Linked DNA regions of Homo sapiens: region 1 is linked to region 2. The links are chromatin loops, found by intact Hi-C in ENCODE. Cell type or tissue: PC-9. All regions are shown on one strand. Each heading gives the region's core, and the rest is flanking DNA. Links, peaks and the distances in the headings are about the cores only. Region 1 overlaps CRYBG1 (crystallin beta-gamma domain containing 1). Region 2 has its middle 29 kb from the start of PREP.

Region 1 (2,927 bases), core at 179-2,678, 1.0 Mb before region 2:
ACCTGCATTGAATTGAATTATTTCCTCAAGGGAACCTAAGACACCAGATACTAGAACCACTCTTCTGAATTAAGGCATTGGTTGTAACATGCATAAGTTTTCTGGCCACAAAGGAAGGAGAAAACTTAATTCACTAACAAATGGCACTAATAGTGTGCATGGTGTTTCTTTACTGCAACTGCTAAATGGTAGAGAGCAACCATTTACTGAGCAACCTCTTTCCTGCTAACATTAGACCCTGTATTAGATTACGGACACATACCATCAGATAATGCTAGACCTGAAAAAGTCCCTGGTGATTACCTGGTTCAGTCACTTTATTGCAGATTTGAAGAGACATTGTTCCTCAGAAACCATGTGACTGACTGACAGTGTTGTGCCTGCTGGTTACCCATGTACATGGTACTGGAAGCCCAGGCTCACAAAGAGGCATCTAATGACAGTGTGAGGATAGAGCCATGTAAATCTCTCCCATCTCCAGAAATAAAACAAAACCCCACAATCTATTTCCCTTGGAAAACCTAGAATTTTGGATTTACAGAATGGGTTTTTCCTTCAGAAGCAGTGTTGTCTTCAAATTTGTATTTTTTCTCAGCTGAATAAAGGATCAAATATAGCAATGTATACACACAGATTTCAGAGTCATACCAGCCTGGCCATTAGCTATATGATCTTGAGCTAGTTACTTCTTTAAGCCTCAGTTTCTTCATCTGCAAAATGGGAGTGATAAATTGTTAAGAGAATTAAATTAGGTAAAACTTGTAAAATGCTTAGCCTAGTACTGCCATATAGTAGGTTCTCAATAAGTATCAGCTATTGTAATTATGCATATGAATGTCAGTTGACATGTCCTGAATAATAATTTATAAGGAATTATATAGATGGTACTTTGAGCTAGCATATTTATCAGGCTCAGATATGAAAGGAGAATGTCTGGGTTGGAAGATCCCTTAGAGATAATCTAGTGACCCAACCATACCATTTTTCAGATGAGTTCATTGAGGCCCAGAGATATTCATTGTTCAAAGTCACACGGCTAATGACAGAGTTAGGAGTAGAGAACCCACCCAACTCCTCACTCAGAGACTAATTTTAAATTCTCAGTAGATGAGTTTCACGATCACAAAATTCCAAGTTGGATGGGGAAATGAAAATAATTTGCTATGCTCATTCGAGTTTTTAAAATACAAAGCATCCTCAAAGTTACAGGTATGTAAAGGATGCTACACCACTAACCCAAGTATTTCTTGTTGCCAATGGTAATAGAATGCAGAAACTCTGCCATCTAGTGGTTGCACAAGAATATCACTCCTCTACTCATCCTTTTTTGTCCAGTCAGCCTCTACTTCCTGATTGCATTCACCTTCCTGGGCACTTTGATGGTTTTTGTTTGTCTGTTTGTTTGTTTGTTTTGTTGGTTTTTGTAAAGACGGGGTCTCACTATGTTGCCTAAGCTGGTTTTGAACTCCTGGTCTCAAATGATTGTCTTGCCTCAGCCTCCCAAAGTGCCAGGATTACAGGTGTGAGCCACCAAGTCTTTCAAAATGGCAGCCTGAAGGCTGGGAGCCATCTCCCAATATGCTGTGTGGTGCAGAAATGTTTAAGTTCCCCCTCACACCTGACCAGTGGAATGCAAATCATCTCTCCAACAAAGGCTGGAAATGTTTGCCTTAATACTTCTATCTTGTGAAATCGAGGCTTTGGGTGCTACCGAGTCTGTGAAAGTTAAGCAAAATATCTCAGGACCACTAGTATGTTGATTTTGATGATTTCGGATCACTCCACATGATTAACGAACCATGAAACTCGCCCAGAACCAGGCTAGGTTCCACAAGGTTTGGCTTTATTAGCATTGGTCCCAGAGGAAGAAATGATTTCATTCTGGGCACAAGCAAAGAGAAGCCAAGGCCGAGGACCAAACAACCAGGAGAATTGTGCAAATCCCCAGGAGAACTGAGGAACCGAGGTCTGTGCCTCAAGGAACGGCTCGGTTTTATCAAGAGTATTGTGTTTCACGCGTGATTGCACATGCTCTGATTTAGAGAAGCTGAAGGTCATGGCATTTTTTTCAGCTTCTCTTTATAAGAGTCAAGTTGGACAAGTTTTGTTTTCAGTTGTCGAAATACAAAAGAAGATTTTTTTGATTGCTGGAATTTTCCTTTTAAGGCAATTCAAATTCTTATCATCTAATGGCAGAGAAGAGAAAATGTAGCTTTTATTTTGACAGTGTCAATACTCCCCAAAGAAAGACTAATGATCTTACTAAGCTCATGAATAACAAATTAATAATGCAAAAGAGGGTATTTTCAATTGTTAGCCTTTGTAGCACCAAACAAAGCTTCTGGTGATATTACCATGGAGCAGGCAAGGAGGAAAAAGCCTGGCAGAATATGGTTATATTAATGGATACAAAAATACAGTTAGATAGAATGAATAAGATCTAGTATTTCATAGCACAACAGGGTGACTACAGTCAACACTACTTTATTGTACATTAAAAAATAACTAAAAGAAAATAATTGGATTGTTTGTAACACAAAGGAAGGATAAATGCTTGAGGTGAAAGATACCCCATTTACCCTGATGCAATTATTACACATTATATGCCTGTATCAAAATATCTCATGTATTCTATAAATATATACACTTACTATGTACCCACAAAAACTAAAAATGAAAAAAAAATTATGTGGTTATAGGCACAAGGGTAGAGAAATAGTCCTAAAGTACCAGGGGCAACTCTGAGGAGTCATCTTTGAGCCCTCCTGCTCCAATCAATCCACCTCTGATCACTCATCAAGGGGTCCTTTGTCATCGCATTTGAACTTGCTTTGAGGGACACTATAAGATGCAGCCACGTAGAACTCTTGGTTGGACCTATTGCAGGGATGCCAAGAAGGATGTTAGGTACCATCTTACTTAATATC
Region 2 (2,927 bases), core at 280-2,779:
ATCAGGGTAAGAGCCAGTTTAGGTACAAAATACCAAATGTGAAGTCCGGAGAATGTGGGGCTTTGTGCCAGTCATTTCACCATTAAATCTCTTCAGCTGTAAAATAGGAATTTGTGACTCATCTAAGAAGAATGTACTTACTTCTATAAAAGCTTAGGAGCATTTTTCAGATTTTTGTATGAATCATACAAATTGACCAACAAGATCGTATCTCTTATTTTTTCCACTCTTTGTCTACTATAATGTTGATGATTGATGATGGTGGTTGATTTAGACTTATGCGATTTTTATAATATAAAGAATTTTATAAACATTGCTAATAAATAATGTAATTAAATCTCCAGATCAAGGGATCTGATATCTTAGTAAATTAAAGTTATTTGTTCACATAAATTTCTCTTTTGTCCATACTAAGGCTAAGTAGAGATGTCAAGGAGGCAGTTGAAAGTACAAGTCTGTAATTCAGGAAAAGCTCAAGATGATAGCTTGTATACCCTCTCCAGTTTTAATAGAGTAACATAGTATCTAGGTATTCACTTTATTAAAATTATAAATTCCTGTAAGAGACTATGCCTGCAATATAGCTCCTATCTTAGTCTTTTCCATAGCACTTTTCTCAGTTTCATATATCATTGTTTTGCTCACAATATTAAATGAAATGGAATCAAGTTTGCATTGACAATTTAATAACATATCCGTATATATTTTTACATTTGTGTTCTAGTTCATTGCAACAAAACCTTTGGCTAGCAAAAACTTTTCAAAGTTCCAAAAACAGCCCATTCATTTCCAACTGTTAAAATTAGAAAAATGCTAACAAATAAAGTTTTACATTTTTCAAAAGTTCTTTGGAATTCATTTAATGTGATATGAGCTATGGTAAAATGTAAAATGTAATGATATTGTAATGTTGCTATGTATGTCAGCTTTTTCTCAACACCCTTTACATAAGAAACTGCTGCATGTGGTGGCTCATGCCTGTAATCCCAGAACTTTGGGAGGCCTAGGTGGGTGGATCGCTTGAGCTCAGGATCTCAAGACTGGCCTGGGCAACATGTGAGACTCCAACTCTGCAAAAAATACAATTAAACTCGCCGGGCATGGTGGCATGCACCTGTGGTCCCAGCTACTTGGGAGGCTGATGTAGGAGGATTGCTTGAGCCCGGGAGGTTGAGGCTACAGTGAGCTATGATTGCACCACTGCACACCAGCCTGGGCAACAGAGCAAGACCCTGCCAAAAAAAAAAAAAAAAAACTTATACAACACTTAAAAAGGAATTCCTGAAGTTGTTAGTTTATCCTTCCACATTTAACTTAAAAATAGATATAAAAGACCTGTTCTGAAATATCACTTAATATGGCAGTTTTACTATCCTAAGACCTCTACCCACATTCAAAATGACTGGAAGAAAAGTATTCAGCTCAATGGTTTATGAAACATGCCCATTTTAAAAGCCCTACTTTTCAATTCACTTGATAACATATATTGTACATACAGTCTTTCTATCATGAAGCATCTTTAAATATGGAGATTATGGTTTTTTCATCATATTTAAAATGAATACAATTAATTAAATGTTCTCTGAAATTCTGAGGATTAATCAAAGGCAGCTAACATTCTTTTCTTGTCACTAAAAATTGGGTTTTTGCTGCCACCTGTTGACAGTAATTGCAAATGATAAATCTTGTCTCCACAAATCGCAAACTTGCATGCTTGAAAAAGTCCTTAGAAACATACTACTTCCTTCATTCTATGCATGATAAAAGGGCCTAGCAGGGCCAAGTGACTTTCCCAAGGTCACTCAAAGGGAGACAGATCTGAGGCAAGAACATAGGTTTGGGGGTTCGGGCCTTGGAGTGCAGTGTTGATTTTCCCATGCCCCTTATTATCGAACTTATGTAGGTGGCAGAGCACCTGAAGTGCTCTTTACACAACACCATGAAATACTGACGTGTTTCAATCCATTATATTAACTAGTAATATTTTTTTACCATATTATGAAGGAACAATTCTATGGCTGTCTAATGTGACATTCAAACAAGTGCGGGTATGTCTGGCCGAAGGGGAAGGTGGGTCCACCAGTTGGCTGTTTGCATGAGCAATTGAACAGCCTTCTGGGAAATAACTCATCTCTATGAGAGAAGAGAGTTCAGGCCCACAAGTCTGACCCAAGAGGACACAGAAGAGCCTGCGCAGAGGTTAATGTGTTTCAGAGTGGCTGAGGGCTCATGATTGAGTCTGAATGAGAAACAGCTGGAACAAGAGTCAATAAAAACTAAAAGAGTGCTTCACACTTCTTGAGGATACTGTGGGTGCTGGCTTCCTAAGTGAAAGAAGATAGCTCCTCTGAGGCCTCAGTGGATTTCACAGGCACCATCATCACTCTGGGAAGGGCATAAGTTCCTTCAACAGCAGCATCAAAGGGTGGCTTACTGGGGACTGTTACCTTGGAGAGTCAGGGCAGGGACAGAGCACGCATGGCACCTGGCTGACCACATTTATTAGTACATAGTAAGCATCCTTGTGACTCCTGGGATTAGTTCAGATGGAAGACTCTGAAATGGGCTTAGACTTCTCTCAATTGCTGATGGTGACATAGCTGGACAAATGCTGTTTTGTTTCTATTACTCTGAACACCAGATCTGTGCCACAGAATTGGTGCTTATCAATTTGCACATTACAAAATATAATGCTGAAAATTTGTAGATTTAAAAAAAAAAAAAACTGGTAATCATGATTAGCTAATCTAAAGGAAAGTTCTTTGACCTTAAAAAAAAAAAAATCTCTCTAAGCCTTGGTTTCCCTATATATAGAATGAGTAAATTATTAACCTACCCTTCCAACCTCCCTGAAATGTCTGAGAGAATGTTTTAAAACTGTGATACTTACTCATATGGACGGGAGTGTTTGTTAATTTAACCTATCC

Evidence for each region. A loop is a pair of places that touch in the nucleus more often than their neighbours do. Peaks named below come from ENCODE experiments on the same cell type or tissue, not always from the same donor. Only the 100,000 strongest peaks of a DNase experiment are listed, where the experiment ranks them.
Region 1: a loop joins it to region 2, with 4 times the contacts of the local background. A loop is called at or near these places in 7 of 110 quality-filtered maps.

The regions. Positions count from the first base shown.
Region 1 is chr6:106,443,467-106,446,393 of GRCh38, reverse strand. All of the region lies in intron 1 of CRYBG1 (crystallin beta-gamma domain containing 1), which reads right to left. Among named protein-coding and RNA genes, the nearest start is that of CRYBG1, 84 kb to the right of the region's middle. In PC-9, for the core only: CTCF peaks have their summits at 1,016 and 1,226; a DNase peak (open chromatin) is centred at 1,263.
Region 2 is chr6:105,430,160-105,433,086 of GRCh38, reverse strand. No RefSeq gene overlaps it. Among named protein-coding and RNA genes, the nearest start is that of PREP, 29 kb to the right of the region's middle. In PC-9, for the core only: a CTCF peak has its summit at 1,643 (motif pointing left); a DNase peak (open chromatin) is centred at 1,696; H3K27ac peaks cover 505 bases.